Linked DNA regions of Homo sapiens: region 2 is linked to region 1. A link is an interaction called in ENCODE POLR2A ChIA-PET data of the cell type or tissue named here. Cell type or tissue: MCF 10A. All regions are shown on one strand. Each heading gives the region's core, and the rest is flanking DNA. Links, peaks and the distances in the headings are about the cores only. Region 1 overlaps LOC124904860 (a long non-coding RNA gene). Region 2 overlaps TGM3 (transglutaminase 3).

The links. ChIA-PET counts read pairs that join two places held together with the same protein. Peaks named below come from ENCODE experiments on the same cell type or tissue, not always from the same donor. Only the 100,000 strongest peaks of a DNase experiment are listed, where the experiment ranks them.
Region 2: POLR2A ChIA-PET joins it to region 1 with 22 read pairs; 4 of 35 experiments call an interaction of 5 or more read pairs at or near these places.

The regions. Positions count from the first base shown.
Region 1 is chr20:2,228,919-2,245,274 of GRCh38, forward strand. LOC124904860 (a long non-coding RNA gene) reads left to right here. Exons shown (of 2, transcript XR_007067501.1): 2 at 7,502-7,736. Among named protein-coding and RNA genes, the nearest start is that of LINC03086, 30 kb to the left of the region's middle. In MCF 10A, for the core only: a CTCF peak has its summit at 8,279; a DNase peak (open chromatin) is centred at 8,303.
Region 2 is chr20:2,310,552-2,318,551 of GRCh38, forward strand. It overlaps TGM3 (transglutaminase 3), which reads left to right. Exons shown (of 13, transcript NM_003245.4): 4 at 460-578; 5 at 2,347-2,475; 6 at 6,517-6,694; 7 at 6,799-6,934. Among named protein-coding and RNA genes, the nearest start is that of TGM3, 19 kb to the left of the region's middle. In MCF 10A, for the core only: no CTCF peak of the experiment used is centred there; DNase peaks (open chromatin) are centred at 4,110 and 4,680.

The DNA of each region.
Region 1 (16,356 bases), core at 3,866-11,865:
GCCACCACACCCGGCCGACTCTAACATTTAAGAGCTCTCTTTTGCCTTTCCTTGGAGCTATCCTGGCTAGATTCGTGATAGGGGTTTCACACTTATTTTTTCTCTGTAGATTCCAGAAACCCACACATGTAGACAACGTGCCATATGATTATTGTTATTCTTGCCGAAGGGGTGAGGCCTAAACAGAATCTCAGGAGGAAAAAAGAATCTAGAATGTGTGCAGCATATGTCCAAAAAAGAAAATTGGTTGTTTAGATATCTCAATCAATCATACACCCTTGTCACAGGCATTACAAAACTCAAACTAAATCAGGAAACAATTTTTTTGACTGGAAGCCCTCATTTATCACTAACTCTTAGTGATTCACTTGAAGAAAAATTAAGGTGTCCTATTTGACATGAAAATGCTGCCTGTAGTCTTGTTAAGTTCTCTATGAGCATATGCTGATTGACTTAAGATGGCAGTGTTAAGAATGGATGGGTAAGAAGGAAGTATAGTGTGTACTTATAATAAAGATTGTGGCCAGACGCGGTGGATCATGCCTGTAATTCCAGCACTTTGGGACCCTGAGATGGGTGGATCACTTGAGGTCAGGAGTTCGAGACCAGCCTGGCCAACATGGTGAAACCCATCTCTATTAAAAATATAAAAATTAGCTGGGCGTGGTGGCAGGTGCCTGTAATCCCATCTACTTGGGAGGTTGAGGCAGGAAAATTGCTTGAACCCGGGAGGTAGAGGTTGCAGTGAGCTGAGATAGCACTGCTGCACTCCAGCTTGGGCAACAGAGCAAGACTCTGTCTCAAAAAAAAAAAATCTCTAAGCTAAGGGTACAAGTGCCAACAGAGCTCAGGTTACTCAGAGAATTATCTATAAGGAGATAAGAAAAGAGAAAATACATAGCAAGTTATCAAAGATAAGAGAAAGAAATGGAAGAAAAAGCCAATGCTTTTGTCAATGTGAGGGCATCTAAAACCTGAGCTTCAGAGATTAAAGAGAACTGGAGGCTCAGAAAGGCTTAGCTGTGGCAAGTGGTATAATAAACTGGCTCCCCTGTATTCAGTGCTTGCTGTATGTAAGGCATGAGGCCAAGTGTGGCACATAAATTCTTGCATTTATTCCTCATAGCCCCCTATTTCATAGGTGAGGAAAACAAAGTTCAGAGACATTATGTGGCTTTCCGAAGTCCACAGGTGGTATTTGAAACCGAGTCTTTCTGGATTTTAATGACTCAGAACTAAGGGTGTTTCTGCAAAGTAATGGAATATAGCAGGACTATTCTAGTCTGAGTATAAATAGAATAAGAAGAAAGTAGAGATTTCTTAGTAAACTGCCAAGAGAAAGACCCAGATTACAGGCAACGTTAGACTCAGATAACTATATGAGAGAATTAAGACTAAGGGTTCTCTAAGAAAAGGCTAGGACTTACAAAGACTTAGATGGTCTCTATAATTATATGGGAAAACCAATGACCGACTTATCCATGCACGCATGAAACTGTGTGTGAGTAGCATTCTCGCCGTACCCTTCATAGCCCAATAAGCTCTCCCATCTGGAGCTGAGTAGGGCTGTTACTTTCAAGACTGGCGTTGTTATATTTTCCTGGGAGGAGTGAGGCATTGTCAGAGAGACTAAAAAGGAAAAGATGACACGACTCCTGTCAAAGCTCTAGGAAGGAGGTCAGTCCCTTGGGTGACGGAGGTGGACAATGAAAGGCTTGCGAGGCCTTGTCTTTTACTCCAGCTGGTGATATGGCCTTACAAGTTGTGGCTGCAACGAACATTCTGACTTATAACACAAAAAGGCCATCCAACCCCCACGTTTCTCAAAGAAGCATCACCACTAAGTGATGCTTTGGCAGTTTTCAGAGTAGAGCCAGCATAAGGAACCATTGCTTGTCCTAGTAGCTCCTCCCTGAGACACGCCTTTATGACTGAGACCTCCTGGAGCCAGGGCCTGGCTAGGAGAATGAGCAGTTTCCTGAACTGGACAGCTTGGGGATTATAAAGATCAAAAGTCCTGGGTGCATCACCCTTCATTCATCACATGTTAATAGGGGCTAGTTTGGACTCTGGCCAGGGGTGGAAAATTCTTCCTGCACCTCCTTTTACAGGCTTTGTGTCAATCAGCCTTTGTTTCCTCGGTTGGGATTTGTCTCAGGAGAATCCCAAACCATTCCAATATGGAACAATCACAAAGGCATGGACTGTCAGAATTAATAGGCACTTAGAGGACCATGCAGTCATCACCAAGCATTTTGCCAAAGCTTGGAAGTGAGCAGCTTGGTTTGAGGCATGCTACAGAGTCAGTAAGGCCCATGTTATGGGACAGGCATAGCCGCAGGAGCACCCCTTGCTTGCACCACACCTATTTTTTTTGAACCAGCGTCTCAGTCTGTCACCTAGGCTGGACTGCAGTGGCACAATCTCGGTTCACTGCAACCTCCACCCAGGTTCAAGTGATTCTCATGCCTCAGCTTCCTGAATAGCTAGGATTAGAGCATGCGTCACCAGGCCTGGCTAATTTTCGTATTTTTAGTAGAGACAGGGTTTCACCATGTTGGCCATGCTGGTCTCGAACTCCTGACCTCAAGTGATCTGCCTGCCTTGGCCTCCCAAAGTGCTGGGATTACAGACGTGAGCCACTGTGCCACACCTTTTTTTATGAAAAACTCTGGGCTTTTAAAAAATGAACATTTAAGTTATATCTTCATAAGGAATTGTGACAGAGAGACATTGGTGGACGGTGAGGAGAACAGAGAGACTGTGCAGATTTAGATTTTGAGTGTATCTCCCACCTCAGCCCCACCTGAAGGAAGACGTGTTGAGGGTCTCTAAGACTACCCACAGGTTTGGTAATTTGCTAGAAGGAATTACAGGGTGTAGCATATAGTTATACTTGTGGCTAAGATTTATTACAGGGAAAGGGTACAAAGCGAAATCAATGAAGGAGAAAGCTATGTGGGGGAGTCCAGAGAAAACCAGGCGCTTCCATGGTCCTCTCCCAGTACAGTCACAAAGGATGTGCCGAATTCCTCCAGCAACAAATTATGACAACACACAGCAAATGTTGTCTACCAGGCTGGGCACAGTGGCTCACACCTGTAATCCCAGCACTTCGGGAGGCCAAGGCGGGCAGATCACCTGAGGTCAGGAGTTCAAGATCAGCCTGGCCAACATGGCGAAACCATCTCTACTAAAAATACAAAAATTAGCTGGGCATTGTGGCACATGCCTGTAATCCCAGCTCCTTGGGAAGCTGAGGCAGGAGAATCGCTTGAACCCAGGAGGCAGAGGCTGCAGCGAGCCAAGATGGCACCACTGCACTCCAGCCTGGGCGACAGAGCAAGACTCCGTCTCAAGAAAAAAAAAAATGTTGTCTACCAGAGAAACTCATCAGACTCAGTGCCCAAGGTTTCTACACGGGGGTTGGTCACATAGACACCCTCTGCCTAGCATGTACAAACACTCCAGACTTCCAGAAGGAAAACTGGTATTCAGTATAAGTATAAAGCATGTTGTTTGCACAAATATGACCTAGGCCTAGTGAGCCACTCTTATCATTTAGTTTCATATCGGTATAGGGAACTCTTTACCAGGCAAGTTCACAGAAGTCAGCCAAGATCCAGCCTTTCGAGGCAGGCCTTTCTCAGGATAGCAATCTCAGGCCCTCTATGTGGATGCTTTACTACACAGAAAGGTAATCTCATTTCATTCTTCATTGTTAGAACTTAGTAAATTGCCATCAATAAGGTAAATGGAATTGTTTACGATCAAAAACCTTACACTCACTTTTCTAATAGGTCACCTCTATCTGAATGTCCTAAGATACTTCAAACCTAGCATGTCCAACACTGAACTCATTATCCTCCCCACATTCTGGCTGTTTCTTTTGCACACATGTTCCTAGTGAACAGCTCCCCCGTCTCTCCTATTGCCGAATTTATTCTTAACGTCTACCTCTGTTATACCCCCCGCAACTTAACGAGTTGCCGAGTCCTAGAGTTTTTACTGCTTAAATATCTCTCGGTTTTCTTCCTTAGCCCTACTGCCACTTCCTTGGTTCAATTTTGTCATCTTGCTGTAGGACAGTGGCTTTGTAATAGGCCTTTCTCTTTTTTTTTTTTTTTTTTTGGAGAGGAGTTTTGTTCTTGTTGCCCAGGCTGGAGTGCAATGGTGCGATTACGGCTCACTGCAACCTCTGCCTGCAGGGTTCAAGAGATTCTCCTGCCTCAGCCTACCAAGTAGCTGGGATTACAGGTACCTGCCACCACGCCCGGCTAATTTTTTGTATTTTTAATAGAGACGGGTTTTCACCATGTCACCCAGGCTGGTCTCGAACCTCTGACCTCAGGTGATCCGCCTGCCTCGGCCTCCCAAAGTGCTGGGATTACAGATGTGAGCTAACTTGCCCTGCCAGTAATGGGTCTTTCTCTATATAATTGGTCTCTGTATCTGCAAGTTCCACACCACACCCACAGATTCAACCAATTTTGGATCAAAAATCTTTGAAAAATAAAACACATTCAAAAATAACAATATATCTATGTTGGGTTAAGATAAAAAATTATTTTTAATATAAAAGTATTTTTTAAAAAAGAAAATTAAATAACAATACAATTAAAAATTATACAAATTTTAAAAATATAGTATAGCAACTATTTACATAGTTTACATTGTATTAAGAATTATATGTGAACTAGAGATGATTTAAAATGCAGGAGAGGCTGTGTGTAGATTGTATGCAAATCCCATGCCATTTTATACAAGGGACTTGAGCATCCATGGATTTTGATACCCATAGGGGTCCTGGAACCAATTCCTCCCTTCACCCGCTCTCTGCACATACCAAGGGACAACTAGAATCACTCTTTTTTCCCCACTCATCATCTATGCTGTAAAGCTAGCAGTTTTTTTCTCAGTTTTCCTTTTTCTTAAAAACTACTTTTTAACTTTCTGAGATTCACTAAACTATTTATTTATTTTTTTTAGACGGAGTTTCACTCTTGCTGCCCAGGCTAGAGTGCAATGGCGTGATCTCAGCTCACTGCAACCTCTGCCACCTGGGTTCAAGCGATTCTCCTGCCTCAGCCTCCCGAGTAGCTGGGATTACAGGTGCGTGGCACCACGCTCGGCTAATTTTCGTATTATTATTATTATTTTTTTTAGTAGAGATGGGATTTCACCACGTTGGCCAGGCTGGCCTTGAACTCCTGATCTCAGGTGATCTGCCTGCCTCGGCCTCCCAAAGTGCTGGGATTACAGGCGTGAGCCACTGCGCCCGGCCAAACTGTTTCTTTTATTTAAAAAGTAATAAATGCACATGGTAGAAATCCAAACAGTACTGAAAGATATGCAATAAAAAGTAAGTTCTCAGCTGGGAGTGGTGGCTCACGCCTGTAATCACAGCACTTCGGGGGGCTAAGGGGGGCGGATCACCTGACATCAGGAGTTTGAGACTAGCCTGGTCAACATGACAAAACTCCATCTCTACTAAAAATACAAAAATTAGCTGAGTGTGGTGGTGGGTGCCTGTAGTCCAAGTTACTCAGGAGGCTGAGGCACGAGAATCACTTGAACCCGAGAGGTTCTATGAGACCAGATCGCTACACTGCACTCCAGCCTGGGTAGCAAAGTGAGACTCCGTCTCAAAAACAACAAAAAATGTAAGTTCTCTCGTGGTTCCCTTCCCCAGAGATCCTTACTGTTGACATTTGTTGTCTCTCCTTCTACAAGTTTTCTCTGCCTGTAAAAGCATATCCTTAAAACATACATGCTTTCCACACCTCACACACAAGTGGGAATCCACTGTACACACTGGTCTGCACTCGGCTCTTTTCATTGACTATGTTACCTTAGAGAGCTTTTCTCATCTGTAAATGCTGGTCTCTCATTCTGTTAGAGCACTGTAGTATTCCAGTGGATGAACGTATTTATTTAACCAGTTTCTCTTGATGGATATTTAAGTTATTCCTAGGTTCCTGCTATTCTGAAGAGTCACCTTTTGAAAACGCAAATGTGCTGGGTCCGTCCCTGGCTCAGGCATCTTAAATGACTTCCTGCTGTTTACAGCTAGGCCTCCAGCTGGGGAGTCATGGATGCAAGCAGGTTGCCAGGGATACCCGAGGCCTCAAGAGAAATAATGGCATGTGTTCCTGGAGTTCTATGTAAAAATGTTAATTGAACTGCTAAGTGGTTAAAATGTTTTATATGGAGTCAACACAATTCTATTATGGTGTCAAATATAGAATTCTCATGCATTTTTCAGATGGTGGTGGGAGACTTCAAAAGAAATTTGTGGAGGTTTTTTCAAGCTACACTTCCAGATTCCCCTAAAGGCTCATGTTTTCCTTTCTTGCCTGAAGGACATCAGTGGAAAGATCTGAGCACCCAAGTCCACAGGATACAGCCAGAGCCTACTGGCATAGATTTGAGAGTCCACGTTTGATGCACGTAGAACTACTTGCTATTTTTCCTATTCCCTTTGCCTGGAAGGTTTCTGTCCTTTTCCATCTGGTATACTTACTACTCATCCCAAAAGGCAGTAAGTACAGCCTACTGCTGAAAAGTATGGACTTTGGAGCCAGACTGCCTGGGTTTGAATCCTGACCATGTCATATTTCTAGCTGTGTGATCTCGGGCAAGTTACTTAGCCTCTCTGAGACTCAATGATCTCATTGTAAAATGTAGGTACTGAAAGTAACTGGTAAGACTGTTATGAGGTATAAGTGGGTTAATATACGTAAAGTGCTTAGAACAGTGTTTGGTACGTGGTTAGCACTTGATGAAGGTATTGTTGTTAATGTTATTATTTTTATTACTCAAGGTCTAGTTTCCATGATTCTCCCAGGTACCTTCTTCTGCCTTCCCATAACATCTGCTTACAGTACTCAGCACAATATTCTGTACTTTCTCCTCCCCTTTAGGGACGTGCTCTTTTGCAGAGAGGACCCTGTCTTATTTATCCTCATATCCCTTGTGTGGGATGCATACTAGACAATCAGTTGCTGTTGAATAGGTGTTAACTGAATGAGATAATAATTATAATAATAACATAATTATTATAATAATAATCTGAATTATTATATCTGTCTGTCTATTTGATTATGCAGTGACCAGTGATTTTTGGCCCTAAAGGGGCTTTTCACAGACCCCAACATGGTTTGTAAATAAAAACTTCACTGTAGAAACCATTCACACTAAACCAGTGCTTCTCAAACTGCGTTCATGCAGTTTATGGGCATTTTCCGAACACAGGTTCCCTAGGTTTGGGAAATTCTAGGTTACATAAAAGTAAACAGATATCTTAGAGCCTTTTCTAGGCTCATGTCCATAGAGGAATGAGTGGAACGTGGGATTCGGTTAGTAAATTTCTTAATCTTTTTTGACCAGAGCGCTTTTTTTTTTTTTTTTTTTCGCGGAAGGTGAAAACATCTGGTGGGTTAATTCTATGGAATATAGTTGTTGATAAATTGCACGAACTTAGCTCCATTCTCTCTTCCAGCTGATTTGCCTAGAGCCTGGGAGTGTCACTGACGTGCCATTTCCTGCCCTGACAGCATCTCCGCTTCCGTCCTGAAACCTTTATCAAGAAACAACTGTGCAGCCCACGAATCCATTCAGTCAAGATGTATTGAGTTTCTGCTATGTGTACTGACTGCGGGGAAAACAGGATTCTTGTCCTCGAGGAACTAGCTGGGGACTCGGGACAGAGTCAAACACATGCAACATGAGGCCTGGTATGTTAGATGGGCAGAGAGCCGGGACACTGCTGGCTGCGCAGGGAGATGGGGGCCGGAACGTTTTTGAGGAGGATGAGGCTTTGATTTCTCTGGTCCAATCCTCTCAGTGTCAAGGTGGGTAGGTGGGGAGATTAAAGTCTAGAGAGTGGTAGGTGTTTTGTTTTGTTTTGTGAGCTCAAACAGGTAGTCAGGGGCAGACTGGGAACAATATTGTATTTTCCCATTGCATCACCTGCCTCTGAGGCTCAAGTATCAAAATCAGAGAATCCGTTCACACAAAAAGACGAAACCAGGGAACACTTCCTTCCTTGTAGCTGCCTGTGGGTCCCTGAACTTGTTGAAGGCCATTCTGGGTTGGATATCTTTTCCGCTTCCATTTTCCTATCAATGACTCAAGACCATGTCTTATTTTTATACACATTTGTTTTCTCATAGCTTCCTTCTCTAATCATTTCTTGGCGAAGATGTTTGTGGCTTACAACATGCTGCAGTCAAAGCAGGGCACGCTTTGGAAGCCAGAGGGCGAGGTTCGGCTGGCTGCGGTTTGCCAGTCTGGTAATTGCCAGTGGGAGGAAAGTGACACAGCGAGAGCAGGGCCTTCAGAATGCCAAAGAGTTTGCGGTACTGCGGTCCCTGGTGTTCTGTGCAGATACTAAGCTAACAGGAATGTAATACAAGCACAGCAGATTGGAATGAAATAGGCCACCCACTCTCACTCCAGGCTCCTCAGTAGCTGCCCTGCCTGCTCATCCGGGGGCCCAAGGCTCACTCGGTGCCAAGGAACTAGCGTCAACTCCCCAAGAACAGCACTGCTCACTTCCCCCAGCAATTCTTCCCTGCTTTCAGAATGAAATCCACATCCATCCTCTGAGCCTCCCTGGTCTTCTGTCCCTATCACAACGTCTCTTCTGACCTCCCTATCTGCTCCGCCTGCTTTGTCAAGAACATGCCCCCAGCTTTCCCTGTCTTGAGCGTTTCCTGACACTGTCTTCTGCCTCTGTTTGTTGAAATCCCAAGACTTTTTCAAGGCCCATGAGCCATTCACAATTGTGTTCAGCTGCATATAAGAGAAGTGCTGCTATTTGGCTGAACCAAAGAGGGATTCTTTTATTTCATGCAACAAGAAGTGTGGGGACAGGCAGTCTAGGGCTGGGGTGGCAGCTCAGGAATGATTCCATCCAGGAACCAGGTTCTTTCCATGTGCTCACTCCTCTTTCTTTCTTTCTTTCTTTCTTTCTTTCTTTCTTTCTTTCTTTCTTTCTTTCTTTCTTTCTTTCTTTCCTTCCTTCCTTCCTTCCTTCCTTCTTTCCCCCCTCTCTCCCTCCCTCCCTCCCTTCCTCTTGAGACAGTGGTCTCATTCTGTCACCCAGGCTGGTGTGTAGTGGCACAATCACGACTCATTGTAGCCTCGTCCTTCTGGGCTCCAGCAATCCTCCCACCTCAGCCTCCTCAGTAGCTAGAACTACGGGCTCACTGCACCCTCTGCCTCCCAGGTTCAAGCGATTCTCCTGCCTCAGCCTCCCGAGTAGCTGGGACTACAAGAACCCACCACCATGCCCGGCTAATTTTTGTATTTTTAGTAGAGATGGGATTTCACCATGTTGGTCAGGCTGGTCTCAAACTTCTGACCTCAGGTGATCCACCTGCCTTAGCCTCCCAAAGTGCTGAGATTATAGGCCTAAGCCACCACTCCCAGCCTCCACAGGTATGTTTTGATTTAAACTGAATTGAATTAAATGGGAGAATGATGGTATGGCTATCGGAAAGGGTGTTGGATGTAGAATTACAAAACATGAATTTGAATCCTGATATGACCACGTGACTTTGTGTGAATCACACGGACCTCAGTTTCTTCATCTATAAAATTAGGAGACTCAATGAAATGGTCTCAAAATTTTCTTCCAGCTTTAAGAACTTGGGGACTCTTATGAATGGAATCAATTAGCTGCATTAGGGAATTCCAAGGAGGTGGAGCCCATTCAGGCCCAATGACAGCCAGTAAAACAGGGAATGGAGAAATCCGGGCACTTCTCACTCAATCCTATAGTTTATGGGCCCAAGACAAGCCTAGAGGGGCAGAAAGGTGAGAGCTGGAAAGTAACAGGGAACTGGGCCAGACCAGCATGGATCAGGAGGCTGGAGATGAGAGGTCAGTCCTGGTGTAAATAAACAAGTGCTATTTTAAGAGGTCGCCTTTCAGGAAGCAGGAACCCTCCACTGCCCAGACATTGAAGCCCTACTGAACCTCACCTCCTAATGACAAGAGAAGGCCTCTCATTATGACTTTGGCACAGTGGCTTATGCCTGTAATCCCAGCATGTTGGGAGCCTGAGTAGGGAGGATCGCTTGTGTTCAGGAGTTTGAGACCAGCTTGGGCAACGTAGAGAGACCCTGTCTCTACAAAAAATAAAAAATTAGCCGGGCGTGGTGGGACATGCCTGTAGTCCCAGCTACTCAGGAGGCTGAGGCAGGAGGATCATTTGAGCCCAGGAGGTTGAGGCTGCAGCGAACTGTGATTCTGCCACTGCACTCAACCTGGGAAACAGAGTGAGACCCTGTCTCCAGAAAAAAGAAGAGTTCCTTTAAGTTTAGGCGAGGTAGAGCCCCACATCTGGCATCATGTATAAACTGGAATGAATAGCCAGTGTGTCTGTCTCACATTCCTATTTGGGGATAGAGCAAGACTTACGGGTTGAAGGCCCAAGCCTTCCCTTGTGTTACTTTGAGCAAGTTAATTTTCCTCTCTGGACTTCAGGTTCTCGTCTGTAAAAGACAGGCATTGGTATATAACACTGGTGTTTAAATTCTTTAGAACTGGAACAAAAACAGAACAAAAGCTTGTATAGGTTCCCGAAACAGCAAGCCATCCTCTTGGCAAGGAATCCTTCAGGATCTGTGGTGTCTCGGAAGCACCTCTGAAGACTTGGGGCCACAGTATAAAAATGACTACACTGGTGACCTTGAGCTCCCTCCCAGCTCTCTGACCCTGTGTCTTTCCTGGTTATTATTTTTTTCCCCCACATTTCTTATCTACTGAAGACTGACGCCAAGTATTGGTGTTTCTTTTAGACGTAACTGAGTTAAGAAGCTCTCGCCATGACTCGATCACAAGCTGGCAGGTTTCGCCCCTGTACTTTGCTTGATTCAGATCCTTCCTCATTCTCTTTATTGAAGTTTTAAGTTCTTCATTTTCCCTTCCCCACCCCAATACAGGGCTTGGTTCTCAGCCCCTTTTGTCCTTACCATACACATTCATTCATGAGATGCTATGACAAATTCAGTAATTCCTATCCCTTGTCTCCAAGTTTAGTGAGTCATGAGCAGTGAAGCTGATGCTAAAAAGAAATGTCACACCTGGATGGGACTGTTGAATCTACTCAATGCCTCACCTCAGAAGTGGAAGTTGCTGACTTCAATATTTTGTTTTTGTGGTCTCTTGAGGGAAAGACCTTTTGATGCTGGCTTCACAAGTGACCTGCCAGTCCAGTTTCACTAGCGCTTACCAAGTGATAGGTAACACAGCCAAAATTTGTGATTCTCGCTTGAACCCAGGAGGCAGAGGTTGCAGTGAGCCAAGATCGCACCACTGCACTCCAGCCTGGGCGACAGAGCAAGACTCTATCTCAAAAAAAAAAAAAAACCCACAAAATTTGTGGTTCTTTATCCTCCTGTTTCAACTTATTAATAATAGTAATGATGACAATAACTACAACAACACTCAGCTATCATTTATAAAGTGTCTACAAGGCGCCAAGCACAGAGCCAGGTGCTCCACATATATTATCCTTCATTTTCATAACTTTAGAAGGCATTAATAGATATTATTGACCTTACTTTGCAAATGCATTAAGTCTCATGGAAATTAAGTTCTTTGCCCAAAGTTGCCTGGCTAATGAGAAGCAGAGCCTAGATTCAAACCCGAGTCTGTCTCATTCCAATATTCATGTTCTTTCCACCTCTCCGTGAAGAAATAGTATGCCTTTTTTGGGGTGTTGAAGATTTGTGACAATTTTGATAAGTGAAAGCAAAAAGGGAAAGAGAAGAGAAAAAGCTATTAACTTAAAATCCGTTACAACTGTACTAGGAAATTAAGTGAGAATAAATTATAAAGTCAAATCTAATTTCTGAGGGGAAGACACTGACTGACATAGATAAAAACATGTTTATGTGACCCTTAGGTAAATCGTTCCAACTCTCTGAGCCTCAGTGTTGTTATCTACAAATGGGAGAATCAAGGCACCCTCCTACAAGCGGCGGCTCATCAGCTCACTTGGAAAATGTAGTCATCTTCTCAAAGTTTTCTTTTTCTTTCTTTCTTTTTCCTTTCTTTCTTTCTTTTTCTTTCTTTCTCTCTCTCTCCTTCCTTCCTTCTTTCCTTCCCTCCCTCCCTTCCTTTTTTCTTCTTTCTTTCATTTTCTTTCTTTCTCTCTTTCTTCTTTCTCTTCCTTTCTTTCCTTCCGTCCCTCCCTTCCTTCCTTTTTTCTTCTTCCTTTCATTTTCTTTCTTTCTCTCTTTCTTCTTTCTCTTCCTTTCTTCTTTCTTTTCCTCCTTCCTCCCTTCTTTCCTTCCCTTCCTTCTTCCCTCCCTCCCTCTTTGTTTCTTTCTTTCTCTCCCTCCTTCCCTCCCTCCCTTTCTGTCTCCCTCTTTCTTTCTCTTTTTTCTTTTCCTTCCTTCCGTCTTTTTCCTCCCTTCTTTCCTCCCTCCTCCCTCCCTCCCTCCTCCCTCTTTTTCTTTCTTTCTTTCTTTTTTCTTTCTCTCTTCTTTTTTTTTTTTTTTTTTTAAGAGATAGGGTCTGTTGCCCAGGCTGGAGTGCAGTGGCATGATCATGGTTCACTGCAGCCTTGAACTCCTGGGCTCAGGTGATCCTCCTACCTCAGCCTCCTAAGTAGCTGGGACTATAGGTGCATGCCATCACACCCAGCTAATTTTTTAAAAGAAATTTTGTAAAGACAGGGGTCTTGCTATGTTCCCCAGGCTGGTCTCAAACTCCTGGGCTCAAGTGATCCTCCAGCCTCAGTATCCCAAAGTGCTGGGATTATAGGTGTGAGTCACTGCAGCCAGCTCAAATATTTTCTTAAATGAATGTAAGGTTGAGGATGCATTATTATAATGGCTAATTTAGATCTAAAAAATGCTTTGCAGTTTACCAGATTCACTTATGTACATTCTCATATAATTCTCCTGATAATCCCTTGAGGAAGGTGTCCTCATAACTAGAATCTTAGCTAACAACAGATCAGCGAATGTTGATTGAATGCCTACTGTATGCCAGGTTATTCTTGAATCTGAATAGGATACAGAGTTGACTAAAATAGGGATCCCATGTGACTTTTGTTTTATTTTTATTATTTTCCCACAATGAATTTATCACTAGAAAAGATTATCTTGGCCGGGCGCAGTGGCTCATGCCTGTAATCCCAGCACTCTGAGAGGCCAAGGTGGGCGGATCACCTGAGGTCAGGAGTTCAAGACCAGCCTGGCCAACATGATGAAACCCCGTCTCTACTAAAACAAAAATTAGCTGAGCATGGTCGTGGGCTCCTGTAATCCCAGCTACTCAAGAGGCTGAGGCGGGAGAATTGCTTGAACCCGGGAGGGGGAGGTTGCAGTAAACTGAGATCGTGCCACTGCACTCCCAGCCTGGGTGACAGAGTGAGACTCCATCTCAAAAAAAAAAAGAAAGAAAGAAAAGAAAAGAAAAGATTACCTTGGCCAGGCACAATGGCTCACACCAGTAATCCCAGCACTTTGGGAGGCCGAGGCTGGGGGATCATCTGAGGTCAGGAGTTCGAGACCAGCCTGGCCAACATGGTGAAACCCTGTCTCTACTAAAAATACAAAAATTAGCTGGGGATGGTGACAGGTGCCTGTAATCCCAGGTACTCAGGAGGCTGAGGCAGAAGAATTGCTTGAACCCAGGAGGCGGAGGTTGCAGTGAGCCGAGATGGCACCATTGCACTCCAGCCTGGGTGACGAGTGAAATTCCGTCTCAAAAAAAAAAAAAAAAAAAAGAAAGAAAGAAAGAAAAGATTATCTTATCTCTCACCCAAAGAAAGACAAGACAAGAAAAAAAAAATTCAGACCGTGCCCCTTCAAGGAAATCAAGTCTAGTGGAAAAGGCAGATGTGCACAGTAAACCAACACACAATGCAGATCTGATCATGGGAAGTTTTGTCAAAGAAATACAAACAGATGGGGCAATTAATTTGGACTCTAGGAGCAGGAGGCCTTTAAATGCTCTGTGAATCCCTGTCCAGCCTGCCTCACAGAGTGGTGTCAAAGTTCCATAAAATGGACAAAAGCTCTTCAGTCTTGCACATCTGTAAAGGATTGATTGTGATGATTTTCGTTCATGTTTCCCAGCAGAGTTGGGAGTATTGGGATTTCTGTTTTGCTGGGACAATTGTGTTGTGCCAGGGATGTCTGAGGATTGTCTTCTGATGTTGTGAGTCTTGGAATTCACATTAGGTATGGCAGCCCGGAAGCCGCTAGGTTCAGTTCTACCAGTATATTGACTTTTAACCCCGTTCCCTTCTTCGTCCCTCTCCCTCCACCTTCTTGGGTTATACTATCTTCTTCCTTCTTCTCCCTTCCTATACATCTCTTTCATCCTTTTTTACCTTTTTTCTCACTATGTTGGGGTCTCCAAGACCACCCCCAGGTTCACTGCTTCACTAGGAGATGTCAGAAAACTCAGCATATAGTTGTACTCACAGCTGTGACTTTTTTTTTTTTTTGAGATGGGGTCTTGCTCTTTTGTGTGGTGTGTGTGTGTGTGTGTGTGTGTGTGTGTGTGTGTGTGATGGGTCTTAGTGATAATTTTGCTGTAAAGACGCCTCATCCAGAAAAGAGTTGGCATAGCAGGCCTGAGACTGCCATTCTTAGAGAAACCTGTTCACAAGTTTGGCTTTTTTCTTTTCTGGAGTGCAGTGCTGTCATCTTGGCTGACTGCAACCTCCACCTCCCAGGTTCAAGAGATTCTCATGCCTCAGCCTCCCGAGTAGCTGGGACTACAGGCGTGTGCTGCCATACTGGCTAATTTTTGTATTTTTAGTAGAGATGGGGTTTCACCATGTTGGCCAGGCTGGTCTCGAACTCCTGACCTCAGGTGATCCACCCGCCTCGTCCTCCCAAAGAGCTGGGATTATAGGCACGAACCACTGTGTCCGGCCACAGCTGTGGCTTATTACAGGGAACAGGTACAAAGCAAAATCCATAAAGGGAGAAGGGGATGGGGCAAAGACAGGGGAAACCAGGCCCAAGCTTTTGGAAGTCTTTTCCCGGTAGAGTCACACAGGACATGCCTAATTCCTCCAGCAAAAAATTGTTACAACACATGTCAAATGTTGTCTACCAGGGAAACTCAATAGAGACTCGGTGCCCAAGGTTTCTTCTGGGGATGGCCACATGTACCCTCCACCTACCATATACAAAAATTCCGGATTTCCAGAAAGAAAACAAGTGTTCAGCATAAACCATGTTGTTTGTACAAATGGTTTAGTGCAGTGAGCCACTCTGATCACTTAGGGAATGGTGAGAACCCTCCCCAAGTCTGTGTTCCCAAATGCCCATCAAAAGCCAAACTTGGCTGGGTGCAGTAGGCTCACACCTGTAATCCTGGCATTTTGGGAGGCCAAGGCCAGTGGATTGCTTGAGTCCAGGAGTTTTGAGACCAGCCTGGACAACATGGCAAAACCTCATCTCTACAAAAAATACAAAAATTAGCCGGACGTGGTGGCACATACCTGTAGTCCCAGCTACTTGGGAGGCAGAGGTGGGAGGATTGCTTGAGCCTGGGAGGTGGAGATTGCAGTCAGCCAAGATCACACCACTGCACCCCGCACCCACCACACACCACCTCCCCCCCGCCTAAAAAAAAGCCAAACTCGTGAGCAGGTCTTTCTAAGAATGGCAGTCTCAGGCCTGCTATGCCAACTCTTTTCTGGACAAGGCATCTTTACAGCAAAATTATCACTAGGACCCATCAGCAGGATGAGACCAACCTGCCGTACTGATCCTATCAGTTATATGCCTTTTAGGAGCCCTGTACTTAGCCAGGTAAAACAAATCCCATCAGCCATAAAGATCTTTAAAGGTAAACTTTAAAGTATTTTTATGAACGTTTTTTACCTGGCCCAAGGCAGCAATTCAGACACAGTGCAGCTCTGTCCAATAAGATGAAGCTGACCTGAATCCCTTCCAGGGCTAAGGCAGTGTTGTCACAGGAGAATACACACACAAGAAGTCCAGCCCCAGAGGGCACATGTTGTACCCCTGGAAACAAAGAGTTGACAATTATTGGGGCACCCCAAGCTGCATACATTAGCAGAACAGGTTGACAAGGCCCCAAGTGTGACCTCCCATCGCAGGGCTCCCACCCTAGGCTTCCAGTTTCATTCAATTAAATCAGTTCAGGCTTTGGTTTCAGAGGGACTGCCTGAGGATGTCAGTTACCAATGGTTTGCTTGTCTGTGACACAAGCTCGCCTGCTTCCTGAGTGTGCAGGACCTCGGGGGGTGTTCTGTGCAGGAAGTGGAGGGGCTGGGTCGCCCCCTGCTGCTCAGCGTGTCAGAGTTCAGAGTTCTCCCAGAATTAGGAAAGGCAGCACCGGGAGTTT
Region 2 (8,000 bases), core at 1-8,000, 78 kb after region 1:
AAATGAGGAGCTCTGACACTTAAGCAGCTGTCTGAGTGTGGGCAGTCCTTCTATCTCTCCAAGCCCCAATGTCCTCACCATTAAATGGACATCCTGCTGTTTCTTCTGGGAATATTGTGGAGATCACATTGAGCTTTTACAAACTGCATAGCATGGTTCATTTTAAGGGACAATACCACAGTATAATTCCACAGCATGGAGATAGCTTTCTGCCAGAAAGAGCAGGTGTCTTATCCCTGGGGTCTCATTTTCAGACCCTCGGGTCATCCTAGCTTCTCTTTCCAGCTCATAGTTCCCACAATTGGAGTTGGAAGAGTTACAGCCCAAGGGTCAGGGGAGGGCTAAAGGTGGGGCTTGCTCCAACCCCCAGGCCGGTTCAGGAGTGGGAGGAGAGGAGGAACGATCCCTACAGTCCTCCGAGGATTCTAGTCGCTGGTGTCTGCTTTTTGTATCAAATAGTGGATAGCGTCTTTATGGGTAACCACGCTGAGAGAGAAGAGTATGTTCAGGAAGATGCCGGCATCATCTTTGTGGGAAGCACAAACCGAATTGGCATGATTGGCTGGAACTTTGGACAGGTAAAAGGGTCATAAGGAAGCTAAGGGTAATGTCCCTGTTACCCAAGAAGCTCAGCAGCTTGCCCCACAGATCAATGGGAAGTCCCACATCTGTCCATCTGCCTGCCCTTCTATTTGTTCATGTATTCAGAAGACTTTCATTGGCCACCTATTATGTGTCAGACCCTGGGATCCACACTAAGGATAAAGGAGATGAATAAGACAGATCCATCTTTGAGGGGGTTGCAATCTAGTGGGCAAGACAGAACACACACATAACTCAATTGATGCAATGAAGTAGTATTGGTGCCAGGATGCACAAATAAATATAAGGCCCCCAAGAGACACTGGGGACAGTAATGTAGCTTCTGTTTTTCATTCCATGTAACAATGCGATGACACTTCCTTAGTGTGCCCACTCAGCCTTTCCAAGCCACACCCTTTTGTTCCTTTATTACAGCAATCCCCATTTGAGTCTACAGAGTTCTCAGATTTGGTCAGTTTAGAAAACTTTCAAGGATGCCCTCCACCTTTTAGTTTATCCACCAGACAAAGGCATTAGAATAAAGCACCTCGGGCGGGGTGCCTTGGATATCAGAAAGATGTGTGCTTGGACCATCTACAGACCCTGTCTGTAGTCAACTGGAGCAAGTTGGGAGGAAGAAAAAAGAGAAGGATAGGACATAGAGTGCACCTAGGAGTGGAAGAGAGGCTATTTTTTTTTATGGCATGGTTAGGGAGGGCCTCACTTAGAAAGGAGCCTTTGATCAGGAACCTGAAGGAGATGAGGGCACCAGACAGAGATCTTGGGAAAGAGCATCAGGCAGAAGGAAAAGCAAATGCAAAGACCTAAGGCAAGAGGAGCTCGGCCTTCTCAGTTTGAGAAGCAATGACTTCAATTAAGTCTTATTTTGTGAAAATCACTTCAAATACATATACTTTAGCAAGAGATTTTATTTTTATAACTAGTTCTCCAGGAGTCTCAATAACGTGCTCAAGATTGCAGGCAGGCCAGGTGCAGTGGCTCACGCCTGTAATCCCAGCACTTTGGGAGGCTGAGGCGGGTGGATCACCTGAGGTCAGGAATTCGAGACCAGCCTGGCCTATATGGCAAAACCCTGTCTCTACTAAAAATACAAAAATTGGCCAGGTGTGGTGGCACGGGCCTGTAATCCCAGCTACTTGGGAGGCTGAGGCGGGAGAATTACTTCCCAGGAGGTGGAGGTCACGATGAGCCGAGATCATACCACTGCACTCCAGCCTGGGTGACAGAGCAAGACTCCGTCTCAAAAAAAAAAAAAAAAAAAAAAAAAGGATGGGAGGCAGAGCTAGAAGGAAACTCTGAGATGAGTTTGGCCTAATTATACAGATGGAGAAATCGAGGCCAGACAGGCTAAACAGCTTGCTCTTGAGGTTTGTGGCAGCCGGGGCGTCGGCTAGACCAAGCCACCTCCCATGCATTCACTTTAAGAGAGTTTGCACAAGGTCTTATGCTTTTTTATTTTTAATAATTTTTTATTTATTATCCTTTTCTGTCTCTTTTTTGTTGTTGTTGTTTCAAAAGCTGCCTTTGAGGAAATACACAGGGTCTTGTGTGTAGTGAGTGCTCTGGATGAGTTTGCGGGGTTGAGGGCTGGGCATGGTGGCTGTCCTCAGTAGCTCTCAGTTCCAGAGGCCACAGAGTCAAAGGATCTGATAGTTCCTGTGGTTCTTGCCAGTGCAGTTCCCTTCTTGAGCCAACTCTCCTTGTCATTTCTTTAATTGTAATGTATGGTCTCGTTCTGAACAGTTTGAAGAAGACATTCTCAGCATCTGCCTCTCAATCTTGGATAGGAGTCTGAATTTCCGCCGTGACGCTGCTACTGATGTGGCCAGCAGAAATGACCCCAAATACGTTGGCCGGGTGCTGAGTGCCATGGTGAGTAACAGGAAAACGATCACAGCTAGTTGTCATCATATATTGAACACCACCTATGAGCTAGGCACGCACACTCTTTACATATGTCATCTCATTAAAGCCTCACCAATTACAGCTGGTGGTTAGAACCATCCACATTTTACTAACTTGGAGCACAAGGCCCCTCTAAGTTACAGGGCTTGCCTGAGGCACACAGTGAGTATGTGGCAGAAGCAGAGCCAGACCCAGGTCCAGCCAGCTTCAAAGCCCTTTCCACCACATCATGAAGCCTTTCTCAGAGGAAAAGGGAGCTTGCTCTTTGAGTGCCTGCCAAGGATGGGAGAATGCAAAGCTAGGGCTCTGCTCCATCATTGGGCCTCCTGGGAAAGGAAGCGAGACCCTGATTGAGCTGGAGGTGGTGACCTCCTTTGCCTAACTCATCTCTTCCACAGCCCAGAGCACAGCCCAGAGTGTCAGATGGTAGGCTGCCTCATTCATGGTCTAGATGGGGAAACAAGCTTGGAGAGCTGAAGTGGCTTGCTCAAGGCACACGGCATGCAAGTCAGACCAGAACAAGGCCTCCATGGAAAAGGCCTGTGCCCCTACAACACACACAAACACACACACACTCACACAATCACACACACTCTCTCTCTCTCTCAGACACACACACACACGAGCTAGATCCCCTAGAAGGCATCTATGGCTCTGCACTCATTGTGTAGAGAATATCTCCAACCAGTCTGGGCGTGGTGGCTCACGCCTCTCATCCCAGTGCTTTGGGAGATGGAGGTGGGAAGATGGCTTGAGCCCAGGAGTTTGCCACCAGCCTGGGTAACGTAGTGAGACCTCGTCTCTACAGAAATTAAAAAAAAACTAGCCAGGCATAGGCAGACACGGTGGCTCACACCTGTAATCCCAGCACTTTGGTGGGGAGATGACTTGAGCCCAGGAGTTCAAGACTAGCCTGGACAACATGGCAAAACCCTGTCTCTACAACAACAACAAAAAAAAATTAGCAGGGCATGGTAGCATGTGACAGTAGTCCCAGCTACTTGGGAGACTGAGGTGGAAGGATCACTTGAGCCAAGGAGGTGGAGATTGTGGTGAGCCAAGATCATGCCACTGCGCTCCAGCCTGGGTGACAGAGTAAGACCCTATCTCAAACAAACAAACAAAAATTAGCCAAGCATGGTGGTACATACCTGTATTCCCAGCTACTCAGGAGGCTGAGGCAGGGGGATTACTTGAACCCAGGAGCTTGAGGTTACAGTCAGCTATGATGGCACCACTGCACTCAGGCCTGGGTTATAGAGCAAGACCCTGTTTCCAAAAATATTCATCCAGAATATCTAAACCTAGATCAACCTGCTCAAAAGTTGTAAGTTAAGATGCAAAAAGTCGTGATCAGGCACAGTGGTTCACACCTGTAATCCCAGGACTTTGGGAGGCTAAGGCAGAGAATCACTTGAGCCCAGGAGTGTGAGACCAGCCTGGACAACATAGTGAGACCTCATCTACACATACACACACACACACACACACACACACACACACACACACACAGGAGCCAGGCATCGTGACACATGCCTGTAGTCCCAGCTACTTGGGAGGCTGAGCTGGGGGAATTGCATGAGTCCGTTAGTTGCAGGCTGCAGTGATCTGTGATTGCGCCACTGCACTTCAGCCTGGGTGACACAGCAAAAGCCTATCTCCAAAAAAAAAGGCGAAAAGTCAAAGTGAATTCTTTACTTTAATCCTCTTAAACTAAGTAATTACCCAGAAATCCTGTAACCTTTATTTATTTATTTCTATGTTTCATGGTTTAGGCATTTCTTGATCTCTTGACTTTTGAGTTGGATATGTCCATGCTAATGAGCTAGTTACTTGGTTAAAAATGTGAACAACTTCTCAGCTGCATGATAAATATCCGGGGTGCATCTGAGAGGGCTTTTGGAAAGAGCTGAGTCTTAGACTGAGCCTGGCAAGAAAGGAGTAAGGTGGGCCCAGGGAACTTAGTAGCCGAGGGAGAGTATGGAGAGGAAGTGAGCCTGGAACAGAATCTTGAAACCAAATGGCCTGGAAGAGGTGGGATTAAAGCCCTGGTGACTTAGAAGGCTGAGTCTCTTTGGCCTAGGAGAGAGTGGGTGAGGCCAGCGGCTCCTGCAGCTGCTGACTCACTCGCACCCCAGGGCCAAACCACTTTATCGTGGAGCCAATTTCCTCAGCTGCACCTCCCAGATGCTCTATTCAGACCTCCCAGCTGGGCTGGGCCATGAACTAATTATGGCCTGTGCGGAGCTTTGAAGTGCTCAGCTTTCAGCCAGAGATGACCGTGCTGATAGCCACTTTGGAGGCTGGAGCACCAGTGACTCAGGAGATGGGGAAGGGCTGCGCAACCTTCCATCTCTAAGGAGGCCCTGTCTTGCCTGACTCTGCCATGACAGCCCAGGACCTCCTGGAAGGGGTGCAGAACTCACTACTGCACTGAGGGCCTGGCAAGGCTGGGCATGGCCTGTCCTGGGCAAGGATCCCTCTGTGTCCAGACTGTCCATTCTCATAGGCCTTGCCACTTACAGGCACTCCAAGGAGAAGGGGTAGGACACACAGGCTGGAGGAGCCTTCAGAGATCCTGGTCCAGCCTCTCATTGCACAGTTCAGATAAACGACAGCCAAAGTTTCATAAACCCTGACCCTTGACTACAAAAGACACCTCAGAGCACCTTTGTCCTAACTTTCCCTTGAAAATTCCCTTCCCTATTGGAAGGTGAAGAACTAAGGCCTAGAGAGGTGAACAGACCTTTGTGCAATCATCAAGTTGGCAAGTGGCAAGGTGGGGCTTGTAACCTCAGTGTCTCCTTCTCTCTTTTAACTTTTATTATGGAAAAGTTCAGACCTACATAAAAGTAGAGAGAAAAGCATAATGAACTCCTGTGTCTGCATCACAAGCTTCAGCAATTACCTCTTCAAGGCTGGTGTCATTTCATCTGCGACCCTCTCTTTCACAGATGATTTGATAAATCTTAGACATTACACATTTGTCATAATTTCACCTGTAAATATTTCCAAGTGTGTCCCTAAAAGACAATGGAACTCAGGTCTCGATTTCTAGTCCAGTGATCTTTCCAGGCTGCCTCTTGGTTGTGTCACTTAGATTAGAACCTTAAATTGAATAAATGAATGAGTAAACTAACAAATGAACAAATAGCTGAATGAATGAAAGAAAAGAAATACTCTATCTTTATTCTTTCCAAGAAGAAGTTAGTTGCTAAAGTTCTAAAGTGATCTTTTTGGCCGGGTGTGGTGGCTCACACCTGTAATCCCAGCACTTTGGGAGCTGATGTGGGCAGATCACTTGAGGTCAGCCTAAGCAACATGGTGAAACCCCGTCTCTATTAAAAATACAAAAGCTAGCCGGGCATGGTGGCACGCATTAACACCAGTTACTCAGGAGGCTGAGCCAGGAGAATTGCTTGAATCCAGGAGGCGAAGCTTGCAGTGAGCCAAGATCACGCCACTGCACTCCAGCCAGGGCGACAGAGAGAGACTCTGTATCAGAAAATAATAATAATAATAAATAATAATAAATAAATAAAATAAAAATAAATAAAATAAATAAAGTGATCTTTTCGTAAGACCATACACCAAAAAAGAGTTTCAAACCATGGACTCCCAGGCAGACTGTGACAGCAGTGATAGCCTGTGGATTCTTACCTGCCAGAAGTCCTCTGCAAGCTGGAGTTGTGCCCTGCCTTGCCACAGCACAAGCTGTGCTGTCTGTTTCCCATGTCAGGCTGCTGCACAGGAATGACGTATGGATCAAGGACAATCAAACATGGCCTGTTTGGGAAAGCACCTCTAAACTCGTAAACCACTCCATACCCCTAAGGGTTAAGTGTTACAATGATCATCCCCAAGTCACCTAGAAAGACAAAGAAAAGTTCAATCATGGCCTTTGGCTTCCTTCCTCATCTCCCCACCTTGTCCTCTGAATTCTGCATGTCAGTCTCCCTAGGAAAGGCATTAGTGCTGACTCATTTTGGGGGGGTGGTTTCTGCCCAGATCAATAGCAATGATGACAATGGTGTGCTTGCTGGGAATTGGAGCGGCACTTACACCGGTGGCCGGGACCCAAGGAGCTGGAACGGCAGCGTGGAGATCCTCAAAAATTGGAAAAAATCTGGCTTCAGCCCAGTCCGATATGGCCAGTGCTGGGTCTTTGCTGGGACCCTCAACACAGGTACCTTGGGTGTGGTGTGCCTTGGCTGGGTCAGTGGGTGGCAGTGGGCTATGCCAAGGTACCATCTCCACCACCTGAGTCCTCACGCCCACCCTGACTTGCAGCGCTGCGGTCTTTGGGGATTCCTTCCCGGGTGATCACCAACTTCAACTCAGCTCATGACACAGACCGAAATCTCAGTGTGGATGTGTACTACGACCCCATGGGAAACCCCCTGGACAAGGGTAGTGATAGCGTATGGTAAGTATCTCACCTTTTCCCTGAACTTCGAGCACCACATTTGAGTGGCTTCTCGCTCTCACCATCCTTCTGGGACCCAGGTCCAAACAGGTGTTGCAAGGCAAGTAACATGTCATCACAGGGTGTAGAATGGAACTGCTGGCAATGCTGATTACACACTTAGCAGCACCCAAGACACCTCTTCTCGGTGCTCTGCGGTCTGCTAGTCTGGTCTATCTTGCTGCCGTCAGACAAAGGATCTGATCCCAGTGAAAGACAGGGCTCCTAAATTCACTCTGAATTTATGGGATCCATTGGACCTTATACTACTATAGAATATACAAGTTGAAACTATTGCTTTTCCAGCAAGAAATATACATTTGTTTCATTTCAAGTAATCCATATGACTTACAAACTTTCTTAAAGAGAATAAGAAAAGCAACACATCTTCTCTTAGCATATATATATATATATATATCATATATATATATATATACACCTATTGTATACCTTGGTTGACATCAAAAGTTCAGAGTTTATTCTGGATTCCGGATGAAAACAATTATTTTTTTGAGATGGAGTTTCATTCTTGTTGCCCAGGCTGGAGTGCAATGGTACAATCTTGGCTCACTGCAACCTCAGGCTCCCAGGTTCAAGTGATTCTCCTGCCTCAGCCTCCCAAGTAGCTGAGATTACAGGCATGCACCACCATGCCCGGCTAATTTTTGTATTTTAGTAGAGACAGGCTTTCACCATGTTGGTCAGGCTGGTCTTGAACTCCTGACCTCAGGCCATCCACCTGCCTCAGCTTCCCAAAGTGCTGGGATTACAGGCGTAAGCCACTGCACCCGGCCAAAATGTTTTATATATATTTGGGCATTTATATTCCTAACCATAAGTATGCCATGTGCACACTATCAATACACACACACACGTAATTTAATGATAGATGCCACTGGAAGTAGGAAATGTGTAGACATATATCTGTAACTGCATAGAGCACTAGATAGATAGATATTATATAGATAAAAATAGACATTGTTACAACTGTTTAAGGTTATATCATATACCAAGTTATTACCGGATG